Linked DNA regions of Homo sapiens: region 2 is linked to region 1. Evidence: read pairs that join two places in POLR2A ChIA-PET (ENCODE). Cell type or tissue: PC-9. All regions are shown on one strand. Links, peaks and the distances in the headings refer to the core of each region. The heading gives the core; the rest is flanking DNA. Region 1 has its middle 21 kb from the start of TUBB6. Region 2 holds the start of LOC107985154 (a long non-coding RNA gene).

Region 1 (15,578 bases), core at 4,827-12,826:
GGAAACTGTGGGGGCCCAACCTGTTCGAAGGGAGGAATTGGGGAAGGGACGGGCTGGCCTTCTCCCCATGGGAAAGGGGAGGACATTCAGAAGGACCTCTTGGCATTTGGGAGCTTCTGAAGGAGCTGCGGCCACCGCCGCCCTGTCTCCTGTGCCCATGATTCACGGAGTGGCCCGGGACAGAGCAGCCTCTTCGCAGAACCCTCAGGGAGGCTCCAGGCCTCAGGGAGGAGGCAGCAAAGGTTGGTTTTGCTATTGTCAAAGTCTTCAGTGGGCCCTTGGCCAGGAGACTGGTGGAATTGAAACCCACTCCCTTAGGGGAAGGGTCCCAGCAGGCGTGGCTGTCTTGTCTCTGGTTCGGATTAGGTGACAGGCACTCCAAATGTGACACTTTCTCGTTCTCATCTTAGTTTCTCTATCATCTGCATTTAGCCCGCTAGCTCAGACCAGGATGTGCCCCATGCAGGTGAGGGTGGGTGGGGAGAGCCAAGGCACTCCAGCGGGCTCAGGGCCTGGACCCTGTGAGGCCTGGATGCCGCCTCCACCTAAGCCTTCAGCTGAACCCCCAGGGTGGCGTGTGTGTCCCTTCAGGGGCTGAGTGTTCGTCTGTGTGTCTTTGATGGGGCCAAGCAGAAGAGCTCGAATTGGAAATTATTCACTTCTAGAATCACAATTCAGAAAAAAAGAAATGGTTCCCATGAGCCCAGGTTTCATGCTCCTGCAGTCACTACATGGACCTGGACGTCACTCCTATGACCTCTTTTTCAGGCGCACAAACACAGGTAGCTGCCATGAGCATCCCACGCGCATGCGTCCTGGTGTGTTTCTGCCACATGATCCGTAGGCTAGATTCAAGGAGCACTTTCTGCCAGCAGCAGGGAACAGAGTGCAGGCCTGGGATGAACTGAGGACATCAGAATGAAATGCTCTAAGAGCCATGATCTCATGGCCAGAGACAGACTCTGGCTAAAATCACCTGTAGTGACCAGACTTCACAGCCCAAACCACTGTCTTCATCCATAAAATCAGGATCCAATCGACTTGGTCCAGGAACTCCATTCCCAGACAGATTTTCTTGGCCCAGATTTTAAAAATGTAAACACGGTCCCTCTTCCAGCCAGCACTTTTCAGCTGGCCAGCCACAGCTTGCCCTTCTCCTGCACCCCAAGGAAACTGTCACCACCCGCCAGGTCAGGAGCCCAGCTCAAAGCCATGGCGTAGGCCTCTTCAGGACTAGGATTCTAAAACGGGGGTCCATTTCCCCAAAGGGAAGTTCTCCTTTCTCCTCATGTGATGAGGTGGGGGCGGCTCATCAAGCCACATGTGGGGGTGGGCCTCCACCCAGGATGGCACTGTCCCCACACAGGGTCTCCTGGCTCCCACTCCCTCCTGTGTTATAAATTGTAGGGAAAGAAAACTGTGGCCAGCACCTTTCTCTACCATCACCTCCACGGGGACAGCTATTCCTTGCTAGAATTACCAGGCCCCCTCCAGCAGCAGAGGCCATGGGGCTACCTGCCTGCCCTCCAGCTCTGACAGCCAGCTCTCAAGTCCCAGTGGGCCAGGAGGAGAGCTCTGTCTTCCCCAAGATTTTATTGTATTGTGGCAAAATCAACATAACTTTTTTTTTTTCTTTTGAGATGGAGTTTCGCTCTTATTGCCTAGGCTGGAGTACAATGGTGTGGTCTCGACTCACTGCAAACTCCGCCTCCTGGGTTCAAGCGATTCTCCTGCCTCAGCCTCCTGAATAGCTGGGATTACAGGTGCGTGCCACCACACCCAGGTAATTTTTGTATTTTTGGGGTTTCACCACATTGGCCAGGCTAGTCTTGAACTCCTGACCTCAGGTGATGCACCCACCTTGGCCTCCCAAAGTGCTGGGATTACAGGTGTGAGCCACCATGCCTGGCCAACATAACATTTTTTTAAATGTATCTTCCACCTCAGCCTCCCAAGTAGTTGACACTATAGGTGCACACCACCACACCCAGCTCATCATCTTTTTTTTTTTTTTTTAGATTTTTTTTTTGTTGTTAGCAACAGGATCTTACTATGTTGCCCAGGCTGCTCTCCAACTCCTGGGTGCAAGTGATCCTCTCACCTCAGCCTCCCAGAGGACTGGGATTATGGGCATGAGCTATTGCTTTTAAAATCTGATGATCAGTGCAGTGCCTTTTATTCTGAGCCTCCACTCCACTGAGTGGTCTCCCCCACTTCATGCCCCAGGGGCTCATGTGCCAAGGCAGTGGGGGACACACTCCGACTATGGGGAGTTGTGTCCCACCCAGGCCTCCCCTGAGATGCCCACTGGCTATGACTGTCGGAGGCCAGTCTGTGAAGGTCACTGCGGCAACTCCCCCAGCCCACCTGCAAGAAGGCTTCAGGCCACCACTGCTGGGAGCCAGGTTCTCCCTGCCACTCCAAGGCCAGGCCAGGGTACCAGGACCCCTGTGATATTGTGATATAATAAAAAATACGTTTTTGGCCTCTGCCCCCATTCCTGACATAGATCTCCTAAAATCTGTAATCTCCTGAGTGATTGGAATGGCTGACAGAATTCCTAAATCCTTTGGAATTTCCTGGGTTATGGGGGCATCTTTTCTTTTTTTTTTCAAGACAGCATCTTGCTCTGTCACCCAGGCTGGAGTGTAGTGGTGTGATCACAGCTCACTGCAGCTTCCTGGGCTCAAGTGATCCTCCCACCTCAGTCTCCTAGGTAGCTGGGACTACAGCTGCACACCACCATGCCTGGCTAATCATTTTTATTTTTTGTAGAGATGAGGTCTCCTTATGTTGTCCAGGCTGATCTCAAATTCTTGGGCTCAAGCGATCCACTTGCTTTGGCCTCCAGAAGGGCTGGGATGACAGGCATGAGCCCCCGCGCCTGGCCAGGAGCATCATTTTAGGAGACTCTTGGTGGGCTCCTGCATGGCCTCAGGATAGGGGCTGGTTGCCAGGGAACCAGCCCTGTGATTAAAGGGTCAGGACTTTCAGCCACATCCCCCAACCTCTGGGGAAGGGAGAGGAGCTGAAGTTTGAATCAATCACCAGTGGCCAATGAGGTAATCAATTGTGCCTATGTAATGAAGGCTCCAGAAAAATCCCCAAGCTACAGGGCTCAAAGAGCTTCCAGAGAGTGAACACGTACAGGCTCTGAGATCGTGGTGTCCAGGGAGACCACGGAAGCTCCATGCCCTGCCCCACATGCCTTCCCCATGAGTGTCTTCATCTGTGTCCTTTGTAATATCCTTCATAATAAAAGGCTAAACATACAGAAAGGATTTCCCTGAGTTCTGTGAGCTACCCTAGCAAATTAACCACCCCCAAGCCGGGGATCAGGGGAACTGAGATTTGTCACAGCTTGGGGCTTGCAATGGGCGTGAAAAGTGAGGGCAGCCTTGAGGACTGAGCTCTCAGCCCGTGGTGTTTGATGCTGTCTCCAAGAGGACTGTGTCAGAGTTGAATTGAATGAGAGGACACTCAGCTGGTGTCTGCTGGAGAACGGGTTGTCTGTGGAGAGAAATCCCCACGCATTTCGGTGCCCTAAGGTGAAATACTCTGTATTGAGAGTGAAAGCAGAGAGAAAAAGCAGTGTTTTTTCCACAGCCCCCCACGCACCCAGCCATTGTGATGTTACTGCTCGTGATGGTGACTTTACGTGTCCACTTGGCCAGGCCACGGCACCCAGTTTCTGGTGAAACACCAATCCCGATGTTGCTGTGAAAGATATTTTTGAAGATGAGACTAACATTTAAAGCTGTGGACTTTACGTAAAGCACATGCCCTCCAGGTTGCCCATTAGGGAGTGGCCTCATCCAGTCCATTGAAGGCCTTCAGAGAAAAAACTGACATCCCCTTAGAGAAAGAATTCTGCCCGCAGACAGCCCTGCGGGTGGCGCTGCGACATCAGCTCTTCCGGGGCTCCAGCCTGCAGCCTCCCTGCAGATTTCAGACTTCCCAGCCCGCACAGTCACACAACTGTACACACAGCTCATGGGAATGACATGTGGGAAGACAACTAAGGCAGGATCACTTTCAAGCCATATACCAACACCTGCCTCATTGGTATGTGGTTAGACCTCAAACTTACAAAGGCTGGGCACAGTGACTCACACCTGTAATCCCAGTACTTTGGGAGGCTGAGGCAGGAGGATCACTTGAGCCCAGGAGGTTGAGGCTGCAGTAAGTTATGACTGCACCACTGTACTCCAGCCTGGGTGACAGAGTAAGACTCTATCTCTTTTTTTTTTTTAAAAAAAAAAAAAAGAAAGAAAACCATGCAATCTGCAGAGTCCTAATGAGGAAAAAGGAGTCAGGTTGGTGGCACCAGGTGAAAACAAAGAGATAAAGCAGATGAGCAATGGGTCTGGCTTCCTCCATGGTCCAGGACAGATAAACAAAGAGAGGAAACAGACATGCTGTGGGTCTGTTTTTCTTTATGGTCCAGGACATGTGGCCCTCCTGAGCAGATAACGTACAGAGCTCACAAGCTTCCTGCTTATCAACAAACACCTTAATTTATCAAACACCTAGGCTGATAGAAAAATGGAAGTTAGTTATCAGTCAGCTCAAGTTCCATTCTATAAACTCCCCAGCCAGCCTTGGTCTCCTGGCAGGCAGCTCCTCTTCTGCTGATTCTGCCCACTGCAACCTTGCAACACATTTTCCTACTTTCTCTAATAAATCTGCCTTTCTTTACCTACAACTGTCTTGGTAAATTCTTTTACCCCTGCGCCACCGGCCCAGTGAGTCTCCGCTACCTGCCACACAAACACAATAAAAACCTGAAAGGTTTGACTCACTCCTATACCTAACAGAAGAATTAACAGTAATGCTTTGACTTATTCCTTTACCTAATTCACCAGGATTTACTCCAAATGATATTTTACTTTAGGAAAAAAATCATCTCTCTCCTCAAAGGATAAAATGTGCCAGGGTTGGGAGCTGAGTCTCAGATGTTATGAAGGTGCACAGAAACCCTTCTCCCCAAGATCCCCGTGCTGTTCACCATCCTTGGCTTGAACACTGAGATATGGCAGCCCTTGCAACAGGAGCTCGTTCAACTTGTGCAGTTTTGTCTGTCTTAGGGTGTGTTTTATTTTTTTAAGGTAAAGTCTTGCTTTGTTGCCCAGGTTGGAGTGCAGTGGCATGATCAGAGCTCACTGCAGTCTTGACCTCCCAGGCTCAACAGATTCTCCCACCTCAGCCTCCCAAGTAGCTGGGACTACAGGTCCACCATGGCCAGCTAACTCTGGGGAGGTTTCAGACAAATATCTGGGTCCCTAAAACTTCTACCCACAGGTTATAGTTCTGTCCTCTTGAGTTATTTTTTTTTAATCCCTCCTGTCCAGCTTCCCTACCGCAGGGCAGTGCCTTTGTGCTTGATCCAGCATTTCCCCAAAAGGACCCCACCCCACTTCCTCCACAAGCCAACATGTAGAGTCCTCTCAAGTCCACAAACTGGGCTCTCCAATGCTCTGCCCTGAACCTGCCCCAATCCTGCAGGGTGTATTTCTTTCATTAGCTTCTTTTATTTCCCTGCAGTCTCTGTCAGTGTGAAGCAGAAATGTTAAATGACAATACAATCTTTCAACAAGACCACGACAAATGGAAGGAGCCCCCTTCAGAGTGACCACTCCAGGGGGCTCAGGGAGGCAGCCCGGGTGCAGCTGTTGAACAGGGGATGTTAGAATGGGTTCCACCTGGGGGGTCCCCCAGGGAGGCAGGGCTGGCCTTGGGGCAAGCCTGATGGTCCCTTTGTGACCAGCCTTGGGATCTCTCTGAAAGCCACCTCTAAGATCCTGGGGATGTAGAGAAGAAGACAAACCCACCTGGTCCTCCTCCCCTCCGGGACTGGGAGAGACCATATCCACAGGTGCCTCCTCGGGCGTGCTGGGTCAGCCAGGCCTCTGGAGTGCCTGGGTTATGGGGGTTATCATCTTATTCAATTACCACTGGAGAGCCTGAAGTCTACGCAGGAAGCTGAGATGGGAGGATCACTTGAGGCCAGGAGTTCAAGACCAGCCTGGGCAACATAGAGAGACCCTTGACTCTCAAAAAATATATATATAAAGTGTTGTATAATGCAACAAAATATGTAAACCTGGAATCGCATCAGATTTTTTACTCCATAAACTTTTTATTTGCTCCCAGATATCTCTTAAGTGGCATGAAGAATCTACTGATGTGTCTGGCAAGCTGGGAGCTAGAGTAAGACTAGCTGGGCCTCAACAGGCAGGCTGCAGAGCCAAAGCTGAAAAGGCAAATTGGTTATTTTCTTTTATTTTCTTTTTCTTTTTCTTTTTTTTTTTTTTTTTGACAGAGTCTCACTCTGTCACCCAGGCTGGAGTGCAGAGGCACAATCTTGGCTCACTGCAACCTCCACCTCCCAGGTTCAAGCAATTCTCCTGCCTCAGCCTCCCAAGTAGCTGGGACTATAGGCATGCGCCACCACACCTGGCTAATTTTTTTGTATTTTTAGTAGAGATGGGGTTTCACTGTGTTGGCCAGGCTGGTCTCAAACTTCTGACCTCAGGTGATCCATCTGCCTCAGCCTCCCAGAGTGCTGGGATTACAGGTGTGAATCACTGCACCTGCCAAATTGTCTATTTCAAGCTTTGCATATTCACTCTAATTTTTAAATGGGGCCGGACGTGGTGGCAAGCACTTGTAGTCTCAGCTACTAGGGAAGCTGAAGTGGGAGGATCACTTGAGCCCAGGAGATGGAGGCCAGCCTAGGCAACATAGCAAAACCCCCATCTCTAAATAAAAATAAAAATAAAGAGCTTGGAGCCTGGATGGGGCTGGGCATATAGCAAGCACAGATGCTTGGGAAGTACACCCTTTAATTTTCACACTAAGGAGAAAGAAAGGGCTAAGAGTAGTTCAATACAGTATCTTCAAAAGGTTTGACCATTTATTTGCCCATTTTTTCCTGAAAAGAGTGAATGAAAACATTTACTATAACTCAGATACTAATACACCTTTTTGTTTCTTTTCTTTAAGAAACAGGCACAGTTGTTAAGATCTGTTTCAGATGAAGTTGGGTGATGGATACATGGGCTTTCATTAGTCTCTGATTTGGGTATGTTTTTAATGTTCTATAATGAAAAGGGTTTTATTGATTGATTTCTTTTCTTTTCTTTTTTTTTTTTTTTTGAGACAGAGTCTCGCTCTATCCCCCAGGCTGGAGTGCAGTGGTATGGAGTACAGGGGCGTGATCTCGGCTCACTGCAACCTCCGCCTCCCGGGTTCAAGCGATTCTCATGCCTCAGCCTCCCAAGTAGCTGGGATTACAGGCACCTGCCACCAGGCCTGGTTAATTTTTGTATTTTTAGTAGAGATGGGGTTTCACCATGTTGGCCAGGCTGATCTCAAACTCCTGACTTCAGGTGATTCACCCACCTCGGCCTCCTGAAGTGCTGGGATTACAGGCAGGAGCAACCGCGCCCGGCCAATTGATTGATTTTTTTTAAATGCTTCCTCCCTCCCAGGGAACTGTGAATGAAGCTCTTCTTTTAAATGTATATATTTCAGAGATGGGGATCTCACTGTGATGCCCAGGCTGGTCTTGAACTCCTGGCCTCAGCTGGTCTTGAACTCCTGGCCTCAAGTAATCCTCCTACCTCGGCCTCCCAAAGTGCTAGATGACAGGCATGATCCCGGCCAAGCCCTTCCTTTAACCACAGCTCTGGAGACTGTCACTTGGACGACCAGGGCTGCCAGGGTTTCCGGAGGGCACGGCCTCCTGACTGCTCAGGGCTTCCTCAAGGTGAGCTCAAGACCCGCAGGGCTTCCCTATGGCAAGCCGTCGAGGCTTTCTTTGGATGCAGGTGGCCGCAGAGCGCTCATGCGGCGTCGGTGCTGGCAGCCAGGTGAGCTGCGCCAGCTCAGCCCGAATGAGCGGTGTCAGGCTATGCACCGTGCTCCCGCCCGCCCTGCGCCCAGACCTCCGCCTGCCCTGGAGGTGAAGGACGCGGGCTCCCCACGCTCCCCCGAGTGATGGTGCAGAGGCGTACTCCCTCTCGGGGTCCCCACTCCACATTCCGGCGTCCTCGGAACAGCCGGCACAGGCAGGGCGGGCGTCAGCTGTCCGGTCGCACCTCCCTGCAGGGGCATTCCTTGGCCTGCTGCTGCCTGCCAGGCTGACCCAGGCGCAGGCGCTCAGGTAAAGGCAGTGGCCAGCCCAAGCTGCCGACCCAGCCGCTCCTCCCAGCAGAGGCCAGGTGAGGAGGCGAGGATGGTGGGGGTCGCCCAGGGAGAAAAATCTCATCCGACAAGGAAAGCCTGGTGACCCCCTGTCTGCCTGGGCAGAACTCCCCTCCCAGGAATGAGCTTTGGACAACGTGGTTCCTCCCGTTGAATCAGGTTCTGACCGAGTCCGCTGCAGCTGCAGGCGGGGGCGCCCTGCCGAGCAGATACCCAGCGGAGCTCCGGGGCCCCGTTTCTACTGTAAGCAGCTGGGGGCCAAATGTGCGCCCGGGCACGTCTCTTGGCCTCTCCCAGACTCGGCACCCTCATCTGTAAGAACGTGAACGATGTCCGCCCTGGACAGGACTGCGGTCGCGAGAGGTGCCCGGGCCAGGCAAGGGACACAGCGCGGATCTGCTGGTTTCCCCCTTGATTCCATGCGTGGGCGTGAAGCGTATTCTTGGGAGTCAGGCACAAATGTGACTTAGTAAGGAAGGGTGAGCGTTGCTGGGATGGGTGGGGAAAAATGTTTTCTGCATCACGGGGCCAGCTGGAGCGGGGAGTGGCCACCGCAGGATTCCTGGGTGCAGCTGAGACAGCTGGGGCGGGGCGTGCTGGGCTCACACTGAGTTCAACTCTCCAAATAGCCCTCGCGCCACTGTCCAGAACAGACGATAAGAATTTCACAGGACTTTCGTCTGGAAGTTTGCGGTTGACAATGCGTTTTTACCTACATGATCACAGTAACTTTCCCAGCAAGGCTGTTAGCTAAAGAAGGTGCCCTCCCCGCCCTGGAGCCTGAGAGAGGACGAGCTGCAGCCTTGTCCAAGAGAAAGGCCCGGGGGACCCAGCCATCCACCTCCCTGCCCACCACCACCCTTCCTTCCAAGGAGCACGCAAGACCAAGCCTAGGACTCGCTACAAAGCTCGGTTCCTAACTAGACCGGCGGGGACTGACTAGGAATGGAATCCAGGCAAACACCTGGCCGATCATAATCAGGTGCAAACCATTCTGATTCTATTTTTTAATGCCATTCTAATTTATAATATGTTAAACTCTGAGAAAAGCCTAGAGAGAGCCACTTTGCTAAGGCGTGCATTATTCAATTTTTCCTTATTCCAGTCATAATATTCTGGGTCCTCCTCTCATAATATTCTGGGTGCCTCCTGCAAGGCAAGCTTTCTGCCGTCCTAGTCTCTCCATTCACAATCACTCGCTTAGGGCATTGGCATAGAAAGTAACACACTGAGTCTTATGCACAACACGCAGGAGGTGTCCTCTTTAACCTTCAGGAATGTGTATTCTAGTGCCGGAGGTGGGACTTCTGAATGTGAAAGGCGGGATCCTCTGCTGGGACAGGGCTTGGTGAGTGCAGAGGCTGCGGTGGGTACAGACAGGAGGCGGTCGCTCAGCTCTCACAGAGCTGGCCTGGTGATATCCTGCCCACCTGGAATCTGGGACCTGAAAAAGAGCACATTGGCTCATCCTAGCCTGGAGGTGCAGACAGTGCAGATTAAGTTGATTCAAACCAATCCACAGGGGTAAAAATACCTCAAAAAAAGAATGAACCTTCCACTTGTGCTTTTAACTGAGAAAGTGCAGCACAGCTTTAGATATCTTTGCTGGCAGCTGTTCATTATGCAACAGTTCAGCTGGTGGCAGGAAAGGCAGGAAGAAAGATGAGCATATCCAAAAGATCCAGAGATGGGGAAGGGGCTGGAAGGAGGGGAGGGAAGTGGGCGAGGGTTTTGTTTTTGGTTTTTTTTTGTTGTTTTTTTTTGTTTTTGTTTTTGTGTTTTTTGAGACAAGAGTTTTGCTCTGTCGCCCAGGCTGGAGTGCAGTGGTGTGATCTTGGCTCACTGCAAGCTCCGCCTCCTGGGTTCACACCATTCTCCTGTCTCAGCCTCCCAAGTAGCTGGGACTACAGGCACCTGCCACCATGCCTGGCTAATTTTTTGCATTTTTAGTAGAGACGGGGTTTCACCATGTTAGCCAGGATGGTCTCGATCTCCTGACTTCGTGATCCATCCGTCTTGGCCTCCCAAAGTGCTGGAATTACAGGCGTGAGCCACTGCACCCAGCCAGGCGAGGGTTTTTTCAGAGGTGAAGGGCAGAAGTCCCAGAGGTGGATGGGCACGAGAGCAGGGTCCAAGCAGAGGACAGAGGTGGAAGTCTGGGACCAAGGATGGAGGTAGCAGCTGTGGGGAGAGCAGGAAACAAGAAGTGCGGGCTGCAGGGAGAGACTCCAGGTCCTGGGAGGGCTCGTCTGGAGTACCTAGGCAGGGTCTGAAGCCTAGGGGAACAAAGTTCTGTGACTAGAGCCAAAGGTCAAGGTTCTGAGTGGGGTCCACTGAAATTATGGCTTTTCCATGAATGCCATCACAAAGCAAAGAGGAAGATAACTAATCAACAGATGCAAGTTCTGACTTATAAAATCTGTGTCACACAAAGCTGTATCCTGGCCTGCATGCACACACTTTCTGGACTCACCACAGGCATGGTCCTGGAAACCACTGGCCTGCAAGGCAAGAGAAGGCAGAAGTCACCAGGGTGCCCCTGGGAAATCCTGTTTCCCAGAACCTGTGCCAGTTCAGCTGTGTTGCACAAAGTCTGCCCCTGCCCCCTGCAGGGTTGCATCAGGGCCCCTCTGCCCTGCAGACTGGAGCACGGGTGCCCTCACTGTTGGCTGTTGAGCCTCCCAGCCCTGGTGGAAGGCAGGCTGCCATTCCTTGCTAGGCACCTTCCACACCCTGCCCTCTTGCCCTCACCAGCAGCTTCCCGCATTCATTCTCAGCACTTCCATCCTCAGTATGGACAGGAAGAAAATGTGCCAATCCATGTAATAGTAAGAATGATGGCAGTCACTATTTGTTCCTGGAACAATTTTATAAATTATTATAATAATATTGGCTGGATGCCGTGACTCCCGGCTGTAATCCCAGCACTCTGGCCAAGGTGAAAGGATCACTTGATCCCAGGAGTTTGAGACCAGCCTGGGCAACATAGTGAGACCCTGCCTTTTATTATATTTAAAAATTAAATATACAAAAGAAAAATAGGCCAGGCGCTGTGGCTCACACCTCTAATCCCAGCACTTTGGGAGGCCGAGGCAGGTGGATCATCTGAGGTCAGGAGTTCAAGACCAGCCTGACCAACATGACAAAACCCTGTCTCTACTAAAAATATAAAAATTAGCCGGGTGTGGTGGCTGGTGCCTGTAATCCCAGCTACTCGGGAGGCTGAGGCAGGAGAATCACCTGAACCTGGGAGGTAGAGGTTGCAGTGAACCAAGATTGTACCACTGCACTCCAGCCTGGGTGACAAGAGTGAGACTCTGTCTCAAAAAAAAAAAAAGAAAAAGAAAAAAATATAGATAGATAGATAGATATAGTATCATATGATTATATAAGTTACAATAATTATTATGATTATTTTTGTCTGTTTCAGATGTTACTAAATATTCATAAGGATTACAATCAGCACCTAGCACAGTGTCTGGGACATGGCAAGTGCTCAATATTTATGGAAGAAAAGAGTGAATAAATCAAGAAATCGTCATTAAACACCAAAATTGTGTTTAACAGAACCAAACAGCGCCACGCACTTGTGACCCTGACCTGAAGCTTCTGGTCGAGAAGGCCCTTGAACTCCCAGGCCCTCCCTGTAAGCAGGTTGGGCAGTGCAGAGGGCACAGGGCACAGGGCGGAGCCACAGGGAAAGATGAGCAGGGTGCTACCCACAGGAAGGTGCCCTCCCGATCCCCCCACAGCCTCTGCCCCCTGTAAACACAGTGGCCTGTCTTCTCTGGGCCTCTTCCCTTTTCTCTGCATCCTGCCCTCTATTTTCTTCTCACTAACACAGAATGGAACATTTATTTTGTTTGTTACATGATCTTGGTAAATACTTGTTTGATTGTAAATAAAAGGTGAATGAGTATATCCTTCTCTATCCCAAAAATCCCACACAAAACAACAACCTTCCAAATCAAATAATCACTTAGATCAATATTTTACTTAATGTGACCTTTACTTTTAATAGCCCAGTGGCCCTCAACAAAACAGTTTCAGAACTGTCTCCTACAGCTTCAGGACTATTGGTGCAGGTATGTGGTGTGCATGCCGCCAAACATGTGACATGCCTGCCGCGTGCAGGACAGCAACAGGACGAGACTTACACACAGCACACAGCTACCCGACAGCCCCATACGGTTACAGTTACATCCCCCAGGTTCCCGTGTGGCAGAGCCCAAGTTAAGCCACAGAGCTGTGAGACGCGCTCATCCCAGCCACCCCTCTATTAGCAGGAGGGTTCTGTGCTCTGACAACCGCAAGGGCTAGACACTACGGAGTCACATTGAAGGGGACGGAGAATACTGCAAATGAAACCGTCAAGACAGTCCCTGGAAGAAGGGTGTGAGCAATACGGCCTGCAGAGCATAGAGCTGTATCTGTGTTATCTTTGGTTACTCTTCAGTGTTCTCCAATGTTTGTGAAGCTTGTCTATTACTCCCCTTCCCCCTTTACAAAATCGCACCACTGTACTCCATCCTGGGCGACAGAGCGAGACTCTGCCTCTAAAAAAAAAAAAAAAAAATTGTGGTTAAGGACCGGGCATGGTGGCTCACGTCTGTAATCCCAGCACTTTGGGACACCGAGGCGGGCGGATCACGAGGTCAGGAGTTTGACACCATGCATGGTGGCATGCACCTATAATCCCAGCTACTCAGGAGGCTGAGGCAAGAGAATGGCTTGAACCCAGGAGATGGAGGTTGTAGTGAGCTGAGATCGCGCTGCTGCACTCCAGCCTGGGCAACAGAGTGAGACTCTGACTCAAAAAAAAAAAAAAAAAAAATTCTGGTTAAAAAAACATATCAGGCCGGGCGCGGTGGCTCACACCTGTAATCCCAGCACTTTGGGAGGCCGAGGCGGGTGGATCACAAGGTCAGGAGTTTGAGACCAGCCTGACCAACATGGTGAAACCCTGTCTCTACTAAAAATACAAAAATTAGTTGGGTATGGTGGTGCGTGCCTGTAATCCCAGCTACTCAGGAGGCTGAGGCAGGAGAATTACTTAAACTCAGGTGGTGGAGGTTGCAGTGAGCTGAGATGGTGCCATTGCACTCCAGCCCGGGCGACAGAGCGAGACTCCACCTCAAAAAAAAAAAAAAATCTCATGCCGGGCGCAGTGGCTCACACCTGTAATCCCAGCACTTTGGGAGGCCGAAGCAGGCAGATCACCTGAGGTCGGGAGTTTGAGACCAGCCTGACCAACATGGAGAAACCCTGTCTCTACTAAATATACAAAAAAAAAATTAGCCTGGCATGGTGGTGCATGCCTGTAATCCCAGCTACTTGGGAGGCTGAGGCAGGAGAATCGCTTGAACCCAGGAGGCAGAGGTTGTGGTGAGCCAAGATCACACCATTGCACTCCAGCCTGGGCAACAAGAGCAAAACTCCATCTCAAAAATAATAATTATATATAAAATTATATATAAAATATAATATATATTATTATATCATATATATCTCATATATCTCTATATCTCTCTCTCATAAAATTAACCATCTTACCCATTTTTACATGTATAGGTTAATAGCATTAAACATATTCACATAGTTGTGCAACCGATCTCCAAAATTTTTTCATCTTACAAGACTCATCTATTATCATCTATTACTTTTTTCCTTCTTTTTTTTTTTTCCTGAGACAGAGTCTCACTCTGACGCCCAGGCTGGAGTGCAGTGGTGCAATCTCAGCTCACTGAAACCTCCTCCTCCCAGGTTCAAACAATTCTCATGCCCCAGCTGCCCAAGAAGATGGGATGACCGGCACCCACCACCACGCCTGGCTAATCTTTGTATTTTTAGTAGAGACAGAGTTTCACCATGTTGACCAGGCTGGTCTCAAACTCCTGACCTCAGGTGATCTGCCTACCTCAGCCTCCCAAAGTGCTGGAACTACAAGCGTGAGCCACCATGCCCAACCTCATGAATTACTTTTTAATGGAAAGGTAATAAAAGAGTATTTTCAAACATGTAAGCCCCAAGAGCATTTTCAAACATGTGAGCCCCAAAGGTAATAAAAGAATATTTTCAAATATGTGAGCCCCAAGTAAGAGAGTTGTCCTGCTTCTGCTGCTTTCAAAAATCCCAGGGTGAGGGTGCCTTTCCTTACTTCCCCTGCCCCTACCCTGAGTCTCGGGTTGGGAGATTCCAGAGTTGGTTCTCACCTGGCTCCCCCTGCCCATCCTGGAGCTTCTCTCCCCTCCTCTCGGCTCCTGCTTCAGCCCCCAGCCCCTGCAAGCGTGTGTTCAAGACCAGGGGCCAGGCTGGGGTGGGTGGAGGATGAAGGTCCACGATCATGTTGGGGCATGTGACAAGAAGGCTCTGGGGCAGCCCAGGAGTTTGGGATCCTCACATGTGGCTTGATTCAACCCCCCGGTGTTGCAGAGGAAGACGCTGAGGCTCAGAGATCACACAGCTAGTTAGAGGTTCATCAGGGACTAACCCAAGGGTTCCATCACCTCACTCAGAGCCCGTCCTACTAAAACGCGCTGAAGGCAGAAGGGTCGCGCTCTGCAGGGAAAAGCACTCCATCACAGCTGTGAGTGGGATATGCCCCCCGTATGCTGAACTGCTGTACAACAAGACAACCAGCCTGTTAGCATGAGACAGGTGTCAGGTCACATGTGTTACAAACCGGACTTGCTGCGCTCAACTGTCTACACAAATATTTATTCTTCATCGTGTACTTCATGGATAGATGCTCACTACCATCTTAGAAGAGGTGAAATGGGGTGGTGAGATGTTGGTCAAAGGAAACATAATTTCAGTAATAGGAGGAATAAGTCGGTGAGAGCTATTACAACATGGTGACTGTGCTTAGTAACAGTGTATCGTGTTCCTGAAACTTGCTAAGAGAATAGAGTTTGAGTGTTCTCGTCACAAAAAAATAAGTATGTGAGGTAATGCATACATTAATAGCTCAATGCAAGGCCGGGTGCGATGGCTCACGCCTGTAATCCCAGCACTTTGGGAGGCTGAGGCAGGCGGATCACAAGGTCGGGAGATCAAGACCATCCTGGCTAACATGGTGAAACCCCGTCTCTACTAAAAATACAAAACATTAGCCAGGCGTGGTGACAGGCACCTGTAGTCCCAGCTACTCAGGAGGCTGAGGCAGGAGAATGGCATGGACCCGGGAGGCGGAGCTTGCAGTAAGCTGAGATCACACCACTACACTCCAGCCTGGGCAACAGAGTGAGACTCCGTCTCAAAAAAAAAAAAAAAAAGATAGCTCGATGGAGCCCTTCCACAATGTATACCTCTTTCCAGACATGTTGTACACAATAAACATACACAATTTTTGTCCATTAAAAATAAATAAA
Region 2 (15,578 bases), core at 4,122-12,121, 53 kb after region 1:
TGTCTGCATATACGTAAGGGAAAAAAGCTTTAGGATTCATTCTTAGGCCATTTTTAATTCTCAATTTGCTTATACACACACACACACACACACCATAGTTGTGGGTGATCACTTACATTTCAATAATTTAATCCAATATATAAAAAATATATATTATATATAACATATACTATATAACATATAATATATTATATACTATAATATATTATATATTATATAAATATATTATATAAATTATATATAATATAAAATATATTAATAATATATAAAAATATATAATCTATTATATAATAGATTATAATCTATTATATAACTATTATATAATAGATTATAATCTATTATATAACTATTATATAATAGATTATATATATAATATATATAATATATAATAATCTAATATATATAATAATAGATAATATAATAAATAATATATATAATAATCTAATATATAATCTATTATATAAATATATGATATATAATTATATAAATATATAGATTATATATTATAAATATAGATTATATATAATATATAAATATATATTATATATTATAAATATATAATATATAAAATTATATATATAATATATAATTATATATATATATTTTTTCCCCCTGAAACAGGGTCTCACTTGTCACCCAGGCTGGAATGCAGTGACGTGATCACAGCTCACTGTAGCCTCTAGCCTCAACTTCCTGGGCTCAGGTGATCCTCCCATCTCAGCCTCCAAGTAGCTGGGACTACAGATGCACACCACCATGCCGGGCTAATTTTTTATATTTTTAGTACAAACAGGGTTTCACCATGTTGCCCAGGCTAGTCTCGAATTCCTGGGCTCAAGTGATCCACCCACCTCAGCCTCCCAAAGTGCTGGGATTATAGACATGTGCCACAGTTCTTGGCCAAAATATTATTTCAACATGTGACGACACAAAACATGATTGAGGTTTTTTTACATTCCTTTCTTCATGCTGAATCTTCAGTAACCAGCATGCACTTGACATTTAACAGTTCTCGATTCACAGCGGCCACCAAGTGCTCGGCAGCCCTCCGCAGCTGCCTTACAGGGCCACACAGGCTCAGGGAGAGGGGAACGACCAGGGCTCTGCAGGCAGGACACCTGGGTCAGACCCTGGCTGTGCTGCTTACCCACTGTATGACCCTAAGCAAAGCTACCTGACCTCTCTCTGTTAACAGCTTCTTCACCTGAAACTGATGTAAGAGGTCACTAATGTTAGCCACCTCATGAGGTCACAGGGTTTTCAGAAAGGAACCCTCAGGCAGTGCCTGGTACACAGGTGTTGGGTGAATGCTGGCAAGCCCTCAGGTACACACTCCCTGCCCTCGCAGAGTCTGGAAGGCAATGGTTTCAGGAGCACAGGCCCTAGCCCCTCTCTTCTCCATAGCCTCCCTACCTCCTGGCTGGCTCTGCAGTATTCTGCACGTGGCTCATTCTCTCTGATGGACCAGAAAGTACTTCAAAACTGTCCAGTGTTTCAAGAGCCTCACCATGCTAACCCAATTCTCCTTTCAATAAACAGACCTTAGTTGTGCAGCGTGAGTCGTGTGAGTACAGACACTGAGACTGTGGATGGGTGGGAGAACTGGGGAGATTCTCACATCACTGCAGACCTCCTCAGTGCCTCACAGAGGGCTCATCTGGACTGGGCTCTTCTGCATTCCTGTCTTTCACAGCTCAACACCTGGCTATCTGGCAGCCCTGACCTCTGTTCATATTCTGATTGCAAATGCGCCTTGCTCAAATCCTCTTGGGTGTTGAGACCAAACCGTTTATCACTCCCTTTCCTCCCCCTGCCCAGGGATGCCTTGGAGTCATTCTTGGGCTTTCTTCTCTTTTGTTCTCTATGAAGTCTTGGTTTTACAGCTCTGCCTTTGCCTTTTTATTTTCATGGCCACCCCTGCAGGCACCACCTGAGGAGTGCTGAGATGCCCCCACTGCTTCCAAGCTGGTCTGGTCTGTGTTCCTGTTCCAATCCAGCTGGCATGCTGCCACCACACTCTCCTGAAATGATCTTTTCATCATTTCTGCTCAAGATTCTTTAAGGACTCCTTTAAGAACTACTACAAAATAAGGAGGCTGGGTTAGATCATTTTTAAGATCACTTCTACTTCTAAAGCTGTGTGCCTCAACTTTCTACCTAGCTCTGGAGGGCCTGGGACTTATGAAAGGAAAATAAAATCTCGGGACCCTAAACGCATTATGCCAAGGGGAAAAGTTAAGCTTGGAAACTGAGTTGCACAAGAGCTGCCTTCCTATTGTTCCTAAAGAGATGGCTGCAAAGACAGAAACCATTTATCTCCCCAGGTGGCCTCCCTCACTCATTGCTCACAAGGAGATTCCTTGTGGGCCCTAAAACCTTTACCCTGAAACAAAGTTCTGCTGGATCTCACCCTGACAATGTAAGTTAACAGCTTATCTCACAGGAATGGACAAAGACCAGACCAGAAATCATCCCTCTGCCAACCTGAGACAAATGTGTATTTGACTCTTTCTTCTACTCTATGTTTACTTTATTGCATGTAAAATGAGGATTTACTGAACAAGAGATGCATGCGTAACTGACATCCCTCTACTCCTCCTTTCACATGTCACATGTGGATTCAATGGGCAAAAATCAAGAATGCGACCACTCACCTTCACCACCTACCCTCCCCTTTTCTCCCTTCCTCCTTCCCTTCCTGCCACTCTTTCCCCTTTAAATATTCAAGCCCTCGAAGCTCTCTCTGGAAAAAGCAGGGACCACAGATCCCCTGTAACTGGTGTTTCTTTTTCCCTGGGTACATCCTCAACCTTGACGAAACAAACCTCTAAGCTGACAGAGATCTGTCTCAGCCACTCTTGGGTCTACAGGGTCCACCACCTGCAAGTGCAGCAGGCTCAGGGCTGCCCCCGGGCTCCACGCCGCACACTCTTCCTTCCCCTTCCTTCAGCTCTATGACCTGCTCATCCTTCTGGGTACCTCGGCCCTATCTCCTGCAGAGCCGTCCTGGACCACTCTGCCCATGCTGGCCTTTTCTTCCTCAGAGCCCTGCTGCATGCTTTCCAGTGTTTTGGGGATGCTGGTGCTCACTCATTTCACTGCACACTTTTGTGCACCGACAGCATGGATTCTTCTGAAGTCTAACATAGGGGTTATAGTCGGCTTCTTGAAGACTTGCTGATTGAACAGCATAATCTTAGTGAAGCTGCCTTTGCAAAATTATAACAGCAAGAGAAATTTGGCATGGCTGACTCCATCTTGCTTCTAGCCTCACACACTGTCCTCACTTGTTCCCGGGTGTGGGCCAAGCTAGCTTCGGGAGGAATTTATAGTTTAAATGATAATAGCACTTCCCCAAAACTAAACTACCCTTGTAAAACTAATGAAAGGCCACCAAATTAGGAGGATAAGAGGAGACTGCATTCTACTAAGATGTAGGCATGGTTAAATAATTACCAGCCATTATTATGGAGGTCAGATTTGCAACTTCCCCAATTACTCCTACAGATAACATCTACTGTAAAACTTAGGCTTGGCCTTTTGCGATAGCTTTTCAGCTTTTTGCATTTCTGACAACCAATGGCTCCACCTGGACTTACCAACTGGTCCTGTGGCCCCACTCAGAAACTGACTCAGCACAGGAGGATAGCTTCCATGCCCTATGATTTCACCTCTGCCCCAACCAACCAGCCAGCATTCCTCACTCCCTGGCCCTTACCTGCCAAACTATCCTTGAAAAACCCTGGTCTCCAAGGAGACCGATTTGAGTAATAATAAAACTCCAGGCTGCCATTCAGCCAGCTCTGCATGAATTAAGCTCTTTCTCTACTGCAATTCCCCTGTCTTGAGAAACTGGCTGTACCTGGGCAGCAGGCAAAATAAATCTATTAGGCAGTTGTGTCAATCCCTTATAAAAGGCTTTTACATTTGTGTTTTTCTCATTACAGTATAGAATATTCAAAGTTTTTTTTAATTCTAATTTTTTTCACATGGACTCTGGAAAATTAAGAAGTTACCAAATGCAAGAAATCCACTGAGTTCAGAAAGGGTCCCTTCCTTTTGTAGGTGCTATCAAATGAGGTACAACAACGACAAACACAATGCTTTCTTGTGGAAGTTCATGAGCAAGCCACAAGCAAGGTAACTTTCACGTACCAATTTCCTACTTAGCAGTTTGGCTGCTTCTTTTACTTGCCCTTTCATCTTTCACTACCTATTTATTTTAGAGGTGAAACACAATGGTAAACCAGGCAATCATGCTTCTCATTAGGAGTACTGTGAACTATCTGGTGAGGGAGAGTCCTGATTTGTTTACTTTGTGGTTACTGACAGACTTCATTAATCATTCAGTCACATTCCTAAGAGCCACAGGAGCCGGGACAGTGTCAACTTCTGCTCACCACATTGCAACCCCCGCTTGAAGACAGAGCAGACAACGAAACATCAGAACGAACGGACCCATGGGTGAGCCAGAGAGAGGGAATTCTGCAGTCTACACACCAACCAAAACAGTCTATCTATCACTTCAATCTTTTTTTTGCAAAACTGTAAAGAATTATTCCCACAACTGGCACCTACCTTCTCCACGTCAGCTTTCTTTTCTGTGAGAAGAGCTACTGTTCTTTTATAAGCATCATTAATAAGTATTCGTACTTCATCATCTATCAATCTTGCAGTGGCTTCACTGTAAGGTTTCTCCAATACCATGTCCCCCTGACGTGGGAGGTCAAAGGAGATTTGCCCAACCTTTTCATTCATGCCAAACTGAACAATCTGAAAAATACATAATTAGTGGTGATTACATATGATTGTTCTTTAACCAGACAAAATCTACACAGCAGCCTGGAGCCGGCTAAAGTGCACAAAGGTGCTCTGTGTAGCCAGCAGCAGCAGCAGCAGCAGCACAGTGCTTTAAACTCATGACTAGAAACACAGAGCCAGAAGCCCAGGCATAACACCTACAACAAAGTTAGGACGCAAATCCCAACTGTATGATATTATTACCTGATTTCTCTCTTTTTTTTTTAGACAGAGTCTTGGTCTGTTGCCCAGGCTATAGTGCAGTGGCACCATCTTGGCTCACTGCAACCTCCACATCCCGAGTTCAAGCGATTCTCGAGCCTCAGCCTCCCAAGCAGCTGGGATTATAGGCACCTGCCACCACTCCCGGCTAATTTTTGTATTTTTAATAGAGACGGGTTTTTGTCATGTTGGCCAGGCTGGTCTTGAACTCCTGACCTCAGGTGATCTGCCCGCTTCGGCCTCCCAAAGTGCTGGGATTACGGGCATGAGCCCAGCCACTACCTGGTTTCTTTTTGTTTTTGTTTTGAGACAGGGTCTTGTTCTGTCGCCCAGGCTGGAATGCAGTGCATGATCATAGCTCACTGCAGCTTTGACCTTCTGGGCTCAAATTATCCTCCCACTTCAGCTTCCCAAAGTGCTGGGATTACAGGTATGAGCCACCGTGCCCAGCCTGATATTACTATCTGCACAAGAGAAAGTAGAGAAGCAGCAAGAAGCATCTGATAGACCTGAAGAAACAAGAACCCCCAGCTGCCAACAGGTTCTTCCCAGAAGGATGGCATGCCACTCACGCTGAGAACATGTGAGACCAGAAGGGCAACTGCATTTCCCCGTTCACTGAGTCCATGGGGCCCAGGGAACAGTCTGAAGAAGCTGATCCAGTCTGGACCCATGAGCCCCCAAAACTAACCAGCACCACAAAGGAGGAGGCTTCTGCAAGTAAGACCCAAACTCACTGGAAAAAAGAGAAGGCCCAGATAAGAGTGGGGATCAAACAGCCAGGGATGCTTGGAAGGTAGGAAACCACATTCCTAACATTTCATGAATACAGTCAGAAAAGCTCCTAGACCTCCTCCCACCTAAGAGAGCAGCAGAACAAATTTCATGTAAAAATAGGCAATAGAAAAATCCCTTATAAAGTTATTATAAGAAAAAAATAAGCTGAATAGTTTCTCCAGAGATAAGAAAAGTGGGATGAAAAGACGTGTCAATATTAAGAGGAAATCCGTATCTTCTTATTTCAAAACAGGCTAAAAGAAATCAGGGAAATGACATATGATATGAAAGATCTACTTAAATCAGAACTAGAAAAGCTTCAATGAGGTGCTAGAGAAAAAATACATATCAAAGCCACCACGCCCAGCCTGAAATAAACTTTAAATACTGTACTAAAAAAAGGTTTCTCGGGGCCGGGCACGGTGGCTCACGCCTGTAATCCCAGCACTTTGGCAGGCCAAGGCGGGCGGATCACCAGGTCAGGAGACAAGACCATCCTGGCTAACACAGTGAAATGCCTGCCTCTACTAAAGATACAAAAAATTAGCCAGGAGTGGTGGCGGGCACTACTTGGGAGGCTGAGGCAGGAGAATGGCGTGAACCTGGCAGGCGGAGCTTGCAGTGTGCCCAGATGGCGCCACTGCACTCCAGCCTGGGCGACCGAGACTCTGTCTCAAAAAAAAAAAAAAAAAAAAAAAAAAGGTTTCTCAGCCAAGCACAGCGGCTCATGCCTGTAATCCCAGTGCTTTGAGAGGCCGAGGCGGGCGGATCACCTGAGGTCAGGAGTTCAAGACCAGCCTGACCAACATGGAGAAACCCCGTCTCTACTAAAAATACAAAACTAGCCAGGCGTGGTGGCACATGAATGTAATCCCAGCTACTCAAGAGGCTGAGGCAGGAGAATTGCTTGAACCCAGGAGGCAGAGGTTGTGGTGAGCCGAGATCGCACCATTGCACTCCAGCCTGGGCAACAAGAGCAAAACTCCAGATCAAAAAAAAAAAAAAACAAAAAAGCTGGGCGCAGTGGCTCACGCCTGTAATCCCAGCACTTTGGGAGGCTGGAGGATCACAAGGTCAGGAGATAAGACCATCCTGGCTAACACGGTGAAACCCTGTCTCTACTAAAAATACAAAAAAATCAGCCAGGCGTGGTGGTGGGCGCCTGTAACCCCAGCTCCTCAGGAGACTGAGGCAGAAGAATGGTGTGAACCTGGGAGGCAGAGCTTGCAGTGAGCCGAGATTGCACCACTGCACTCCAGCCTGGGCAAGAGTGCGAGGCTCAGTCTCAAAAAAAAAAAAAAAAAAAAAATTAGCCACATGTGGTGGCGCATGCCTGTAATCCCAGCTACTCAGGAGGCTGAGGCAGGACAATCACTTGAACCCAGGAGGCAGAGGTTGCAGTGAGCCAAGATAGAGCCACTGCACTCCAGCCTGGGCAACAGAGGGAGACTGTGTCTCAAAAAAATAAAGTTTCTCTTCATAAGTTTTAATTGCTTTACTTCTTTTAAGAGATAATCCTTGCCTAAAAAGCCTAAAACAGTGAAGCACAACTATATTGTTTCAGAGCCATTCATAGAATGTCAATTTCTCGTGCAAATATGAATACATGAGGAGGAAATGCACTCTTTCATATACTCACTTGGGCATATGCACTCTGAGTTACTTTTCTCAAGTCATCTTGAGCACCAGTTGTAATTCTTCCAAAGAAGATTTCTTCAGAGACTCGACCACCTAAAGTCATACACATCCTATCCAAGAGCTGCTCTTTGGTATAGAGGTATTGTTCTTTTGGTAAATACTGAGCATAACCTAGTCCTTTGCCACGTGGGATGATGGATACCTGGTAAGTAGAAAACAGTGTTGAAGATCCTACTACAGATGAAGACTTGATCAAAACATCTGTGTATAAACAGATAAACTCATTGACTAAAAATAAGCACAACAGCCGCACAGTTCATCAGCCTTAGTGGGATGTGATCTAGCAGTGACTGCTCAGGAGGAGTATTTTCTCTCAGGATAAGTTCACCTTAGAGTGTTTTTTTTCTTGAGATTGAGATTGAGTCCTGCTCTGTCACCCAGGCTGGAGTGCAGTGGCACGATCTCAACTCACTGCAACCTCCACCTCCCGGGTTCAAGTGATTCTCCTGCCTCAGCCTCCTGAGTAGCTCGGATTATAAGCGCCCACCACCAGGCCTGGCTAATTTTTTATTTTTAGTAAAGAAGGGGTTTCACCATGTTGGTCAGGCTGGTCTCGAACGCCTGAGCTCGTGATCCTCCTGCCTCAGCCTCCCAAACTGCTGGGATTACAGGCGTGAGCTACCACGTCCAGCTTCACCTTAGAATTCTAAATGGCTTTTCTTTTTTTTTTTTTTTTTAAGTAAAAACAGGGTCTCACTTTGCTGCTCGGGATGGTCTTAAACTCCTGACTACAAGCAATTCCCCCACCTTGGCCTCCCAAAGTGCTAGGATTACAGGCATGCGCCACCACACCCAGCAAATTTCTTGTCTTTTTGTAAAACTCAATTGAAAGTATTCCATCTTGACATTCTGACAGTTCTGATGTTGTGCAAGCATGCAGGCTTCATTCAACTCTGCTGTCGGACGTGGCCACACCCTCCTTTGAAGGAAGAGGGGTACAGCAGGCCAAGATGCTCGGCAGCCTTTCCTTTCCAGTCCTCTTTTGCAATTAAGTAAATTCCTTTAATTTTTAAAAAATTCAGTTTATTGAGAGATGACATATATGGTAAAATGCACCCATCTGAAGTGTAGAGTTCAATGAGTTTTGACAAACATAACATCAAGCCACAATGAAGATACAGAATATTCTCATCATGCCCAGAAAGTTCCCTTGTACCCACTGGTAGGGAGTCTTTCCCTCCACACCCAACCCCAGGCAACCACAGACATGCCTTCTGTCCCTATGGATTAGTTTAGCTTCTAGAATTGCAAATAAATGAAATTGTATGGCACATACTTCATTGTTTGGCCTCTTTCCCTGTTTTTGAGATCCATAGATACTGCTGTATGTATTAATAATCATTCATTTTTACTGCTGTGTGGCACTCCACTGCTACAAACATACCAAATATCCATTTCATTCTTGATGGAAGTCAGGGTTATTTTCAGTTTATTGATATTATACATAAAGTAGTAACAGTCCTTGCATGGACATAGGTTTTTATTTCTCTTGGGGAAATAAAAGTTGAATTGTTTGGTCACATGGAAGTGTTCGTCTACCTTAATAAGAAACTGCCAAACTGTTTTCCAAAACAATGGTACCATTTTACATTCCCTATTTTTGTTTTTGGCAGAGCTTCATTCTGTCCCCCAGGCTGGAGTGCAGTGGCACGACTGCTGCTTACTGTAGCCTCCGCCTCTTGGGTTCAAGTGATCCTCCCCATCTCCAGTGATTCTCCTGCCTCAGTCTCCTGAGTAGCTGGGATTATAGGCGTTCACCATCATGTCTGGCTAATTTTTCTATTTTTAGTAGAGACAGGTTTCGCCACGTTAGCCAGGCTGGTCTCAAACTCCTAACCTCAAGTGATCCGCCTGCCTCGGCGTCCCAAAGTGCTGGGATTACAGGCATGAGCCACTGTACCCGGCCCCATTTTACATTCCTATCAATAACGTGTGAGCGTTTCAACTGCTCCATATCCTTATCAACAATGAAGACTGTCTCTTCTTCATTTTAACCATTCTAGCAAGTATGTTCAGGTAGCTCATGGGTGAATTTGCATGTCCCTGATAAATAATGATACCCTGTGTGTGCTTAATGCCCACTCATATACCTTCTGGGAAATGCATGTTTAAATCTTTCGCCCATTGTTTTACTGGGTTGTTTTCTTATTATTGAGTTCTAAGAGTTCTTTACAGGTTCTAGAAATAAGTCCTTTGTCCTGTATATGTACTGCATGTATTTTTGGAGGGCGTGGCTTGCCTTTTTATTTTCTTAACTGTCTTTCAAAGAAAGAGAGTTTGAAATTTTGATGAGATCCCACCTATCAACGTTTTCTTTTGTGGCTCATGCTTTTTGTGTCCCAAGAAATTTTTGCATGGTCAAGGCCACAGAGATTTTTCCCTGTATTTTCTCCTAGAAGTTTGATGGTTTTAGTTCTTATGACCTGTTTCAAATAATTTTTTGCATATGATGCAAGGGTTAACGTTCACCATTTTTCCTGTGAATACTCTGTTGCCAGAACCACCTGTAGATAAGACAATTCCTCCCCCTTGAATTATCCTGGTACCTCTGTGAACCAAAAGTTTGTGGTTCACTTTCCGGGCTCCATTCCACCCCACTGGCCTGCGTGCCAGTCCTCTTACCAGCACTACACTCTCATCACTGTAGCTGCACAGTCTTAATACTGGGATGAGTAACTTACTGTTTTGGCTACTCTTACTCATTTGTATTTCCATATCGGTTTTAGATTCAGCTTCTCAATTTCCACAAAAAAAAAAAATCTGCTATAATTACCAGAGATTGCACTGAAATTATCAATTAGTTTTGGGAGAACTGATGTAACACTCCATGAGCAAAGTCCACCTCTATTTTTATTTAGGGCTTGTTATCAATGTGCATGTCCTACAAATATTTTCTTAAATTTATTCCTCCATATTTCGAGTTTTTAGATGCTACTGAAATTGCTAATGAAATTGAATTTTTAAAATTTCATTTTCCAATTGTTTATTGCTAATACACAGAAATACAATTGGTCTTTGTATACTGACCTTGAATTCTTCAACCTTGCTAACTTTACTTATTAGTTCTAGTGGGTTCTCTGTGGGTTCCTTAGGATGTTTTATGGACACTCTAATGTTGTCTTCTCTATGGTTCCCTTGCTTCAGGGGACCCCCACACCCCTGGCCCGCCTCAATTCCCAGCAGCCCTGATACCCATCGCAAGGCAGGGAGGCAGCTGCTTTCTGTCATCTGTGCTGCAGCAGTTCGGGAAATGCCTCAGTTGAAAAGCAAAAAACTTAAAAATCTCACATGGTTCCCCCGTCTTTCAGGGGTAGATTTCTCTTTGGTCTCTGCTTACCCTTTTGCCAGGTTCTCTGGGATTGCCACTGTGCATGTGTAGTTTAGTTGTCGGCCTGAGATTTGGGCAGTTCCTGCTCAGATTCGGGCCTCACCACTTGGTAGTTTTCTTGCTTCTGGGATTTTCCTGTTAAATTTCCAGTATTCTTTAAGTCCTGGACTATCTCCTCTACCACCTCAGGATAATAAAGACTATGTCTCATACCACTGTAGTGTGGAGATTATGAAAAACCCTTTGGCAAGAAAGCCACAGGCTCCCAGTTCAAACCCACTGCAACTGCTGCTTTATAGGAGCAAACTCTCCAGCTCTCGCCTGCTTTTGGACACTCTGTGGTCCCTTTAAATAATTTTCTGTCCAAATTTTATATTTATCTATGGGACGGTTTGTGCAACTATGGTTACCAGAAGTTACCAGAAGTTTTGGCTAAAGCCTTGTTTCTTTCTCCTTTGCAGGAGTGTAGCTTGCTTCTTGAGTGACTGCAGCGAGCATCTGCTCACCCATGCACTGGCTGCCTAGTGCAGCTACCCTGCTTCACCTTTAAAAGCGGGTCTGCGTGCTCCAGATACCAGCCGGCAACCGCATGGCCTGCTTCGTGGTATGCCACAGTCTTCTTCTCCTCAGGCTGCAGAACCTGCGTTTTCTTCTCTAAGCCTAACAAAATAACAACAAAAAAACCCAAGCCATTGTTACAGTGACACTGACATTAAAAGACAGTTATACAGTGCTATACATTGCCTTACCTAAAATGGGGTTTGGAGACTGAGCTGCCTATCACAATCCAAAAATTCCTAATCAAGGCCAGGCGCAGTGGCTCATGCCTGTAATCCCAGCACTTTGGGAGGCTGAGGTGGTCCAATCACTTGAGGTGAGGAGTTCGAGACCAGCCTGGCCAACATGGTGAAACCCCGTCTCTACTAAAAATACAAAATTAGCCAGGCGTCGTGGTGAGCGCCTGTACTCCCAGCTGCTAGGGAGGCTGGGGCAGGAGAATCACTTGAACCCAGGAGGCGGAGGTTGCAGTGAACTGAGATCATGCCGCTGCACTCCAGCCTGGGCTACAGAGTAAGAATCCGTCTCAAAAAAAAAAAAAATTAAATTAAGTTAAAAATTTTTTTAAAAAATTAAATAGAATTCCCAATCAAGGTCAGAATAAAAGCAAAAGGTCAGGTTCAAAATACAACTACAGCAAAAATGCACTCACTCCCCCATCCCCAGGCCTGCTTTCACCCTAACTCTCTCACTTTTAAGCCACACACCCTGTGTTTTGGGAAACAAATAGAAATGTAAAATAAAATTCAGCATTAAGGTCATTTTAAAACACGCAAAATTACAGAAACCAAAACTCTGGAAAGGTCCTCATTGCATAGTCTAGGTATTCAGAATTATCAAATACTGGGCACGCGAAGATGGCTGCCATAAGACACTACCTGCTGTCTGTTCTGCTGGAAGGCAGAAGAGAGTCTGAGAAAGCAGGCAGCCAGTTCAACACCCGGAGCTACCTAGGTGGAGCCAGCCAGGCTGATGCTGGCGCACCCTCACCTAACCAGCCGGCCCTATGGCTCAGAGCAAGCCACAGAAGTGGCAGAGCAGACCCAGAGGGCAAACCCCAGCGACACAGGGCCCACAAGACCCGTGCTGCAGCCTGCGTCCACCACAGTGCTGACCGGACTCTAGTCTGAGCGTGATTCTTCTCTGGCCTGGATCAACGTGGGCTCTGCCCCTCACTCCATACCTCTGTGCTGTAAAAACTAACTGCGCCATTTGTACTAAAACAAATCATCACACAGTGGCAAAAGTAGTTTTGCCATGTTCATGGTAATCCACCTGAGAATTTCTCAGCTGATGTTAAGGAGACTGGAAGACAAAAACAAAAGCTGTGTTCCCAATGACACAACCCAAGACAAGCATATGCCACAGGGCGGGAAGTTACAAAACAGGAGTTAAGTCTGTCTGCCGATGAACACTTCTGGCTTACCTGTAAAAGCAAAGAAGCCTTCTTTCCCCACAGTTCACCTTAGGAGTCATTCATTTTCTCAGTGCCTATCTCACTACACAACACTGCCTGCGGGGCCCAGCAGCTGCCTCAGAGCAAAACCTGCGGCTGCGTGGCTGCCCGCTCTGCCCTGCCCTCTCTGATCACTTCTCCTTAACCTAAAAAAAAGGCATAAATACACAGTTTTCACCTGTCTCTACAGTGAATTATTATATTTTGCTTCATTCCATTCACAACTCTTACCATCTGAGGTTTACCTTTTCAATAACAAATTTATAGAATAAAAGGGCTGGTGATTCATTCATTCAACAATTCATTGTTTACTGGGCACCTATCCCCGGCAAACCACATTGCTCTACCAGCCTCTATGTCCTCACTGGAAGCCCCACTCGTCTGGTTTTGTACCCTCTACTCAGATGAACTGTCAAAAGTCACCCTAACACGCTCACTGCCAAATCCAAAGTTCCTCTTCCTCCTCCACATCCCTGTGCCTCGCCCTACTGCCAGCGCCTCATTTCCTGTCCCCTCCAGCCTACAGGTCCCTGTTACTGGCACATCTTCCTCGCTTGTCTGCTGATGCACCTTCAGTGCTTGTGGTACACCATGAGCACGGGTGACCTTGCTGACTCACCTTTCTCTCCTCTTACCAAATGTGAGCACTGGGTAACATTTCCTCTGCAACTCCCTCTCTCCCAGGAGGGTGGCTCCAAGTGTCCCCAACCGCCCATCTCACTCCACCTGGCACACCCTGGGACCACCACTGCCTGTTCCCAAGTCACACACGCATACCCCTGCCCCGGCTCACATGCAGGACAGCTCATTCTCTACGAGCCAGCTGCCTCTGCAAGCGCCCCACACTCCTGCGGTCTCTCAGTCTGTCCTCATTTTTTTTACGGCTGTCACTGGTGCTCCCCCCTGATAAGCTGTGGGCTCATGGTGCTCACAGTGATGACTGCAAGGTTCTCTGCCTCCATCCAGAGGCTTCCCTACTCTTCAAAGCCAGATTCATTCTCCTAAAATACCATCGATCATTATGTTACTCAGTGGCTCACGCCTGTAATCCGAACACTTTGGGAGGCCGAGGCAGGCAGATCACCTGAGGTCAGGAGTTCGAGATCAGCCTGGCCAACATGGTGAAACCCCATCTCTACTAAAAATACAAAAATTAGCCAGGCGTGGTGGCACGCACCTGTAATCCCAGCTGTTTGGGAGGCTGAGGGAGGAGAATTGCTTGAACTCGGAAGGTGGAGGTTGCAGTGAGCCAAGATCAAGCCACTGCACTTCAGCCTGGGGGAGAGGGCAAGACTCCATCTCAAAAAAAAAAAAAAAAAAAAAAAAGGAGTTAGAGACCAGCCTGGCCAACGTGGTGAAACCCCATCTCTACTAAAAGTACAAAAATTAGCCGGGCATGGTGGCAGGTGCCTGTAATAGCAGCTACTCGGAAAGCTGTTTATTTGAACCCTGGAGGTGGAGGTTGCAGTGAGCCGAGATTGTGCCACTGCACCCCAGCCTGGGTGACAGAATGAGACTCTGTCTCAAAAAACAAAAAAACAAAACAAAACAACAACAACAAAAAACCCACCTTAATTCAACACTGGCCATAGGACAAAATTTTAAAAGTCTTTGAGCTTAACATTCAAGACTTTCCAAAACTGACCAGTTTACTCTCCCTCAACACAGGGTAGACTGCCTCAAGTCCATCTGCCAGGCCACTTCCACGTCACACCCCAGTTTCATCCTGAGCCTGGGGCACACCCCTCCTCTTCCGTGGAACTCTGCCTGGTGCAGGGCTTCCCCTTCCTTTGAATGCCCAAGTTCTTGAATTGCTACTTGCCTTTAGGGATTAAATCAGAAGCCCTATGGAATGCTAAGAAAACGCACTGTGTGCGCTCCCCCTATGCTGACTGAGGAAGCACTTCCAGCTCTACGCCTGTTACAGTTATTTTATTTTATTTATTATTATTATTTTTTTTTTTTTTGAGACAGAGACTTACTCTGCTGCCCAGGCTGGAATGCAGTGGCACGATCTCGGCTCACCATAACCTCTGCCTCCCGGGTTCAAGCGATTCTCCTGCCTCAGCCTCCCAAGTAGCTGAGACTTCAAGTACGAGCCACCATGCCTGGCTAATCTTTGTATTTTTAGTAGAGATGGGGTTTCACTATGTTAGCCAGGCTGGTCTCAAACTCCTGACCTTGTGATCTGCCTGCCTCGGCCTCCCAAAGTGCTGGGATTACAGGCGTGAGCCACCGCACCCGGCTGTTACAGATATTTTACACCCATCACCTGTATCTAGCACAGAGCACCTCTAACTCATGTGATGAAACTTTTGTAAACAGGAAGGTTGTGAGCTTTTTAACAAACTTGATTGGTATAGTTCATGGGTAGACACCTCGCTGCTGGCTGCCTGTGCAAGCAAAGCATTCGTGAGCTGCCATCTCAAACTCACCCAGCACCATGGACCTCCATGCAGAGGGCAGGTGGCAGGGGACGGTGGCAGGAAGAAGGAGGAGAGGGAGGAGAGGCATGGGAGGGGCCATGACACCAAGAGAGCACAAATGTGGTGGGCCCCAGGGCTGAGTGGATACACTTTCTTTGCTTCTAGTTCTTGCCCAAACAGAGAAATCCCTGGCCTCAAATTCATTTTATCAGCCTTTCCACTTGAGTTATGTTCAGTTTCCTTACCACCAATCACTCGTTCAATTGCCTGTTCAAAGTGTTTCTGATTTATGGAATCTGACAGATGCCTTGCA

Evidence for each region. Peaks named below come from ENCODE experiments on the same cell type or tissue, not always from the same donor. Only the 100,000 strongest peaks of a DNase experiment are listed, where the experiment ranks them.
Region 2: POLR2A ChIA-PET joins it to region 1 with 10 read pairs; 6 of 35 experiments call an interaction of 5 or more read pairs at or near these places.

The regions. Positions count from the first base shown.
Region 1 is chr18:12,279,465-12,295,042 of GRCh38, forward strand. No RefSeq gene overlaps it. Among named protein-coding and RNA genes, the nearest start is that of TUBB6, 21 kb to the right of the region's middle. RefSeq lists enhancers at 1-2,187, 7,564-8,559, 8,560-9,553, 9,804-10,567. In PC-9, for the core only: no CTCF peak of the experiment used is centred there; a DNase peak (open chromatin) is centred at 8,737; H3K4me3 peaks cover 1,459 bases; H3K27ac peaks cover 390 bases.
Region 2 is chr18:12,332,763-12,348,340 of GRCh38, forward strand. AFG3L2 (AFG3 like matrix AAA peptidase subunit 2) reads right to left here. Exons shown (of 17, transcript NM_006796.3): 13 at 15,511-15,578; 14 at 11,370-11,485; 15 at 7,439-7,639; 16 at 4,579-4,773. LOC107985154 (a long non-coding RNA gene) reads left to right here and starts at 850. Exons shown (of 2, transcript XR_002958227.2): 1 at 850-4,140; 2 at 11,287-11,561. RefSeq lists enhancers at 1,434-2,289, 3,148-4,003. In PC-9, for the core only: no CTCF peak of the experiment used is centred there; a DNase peak (open chromatin) is centred at 4,299; H3K27ac peaks cover 264 bases.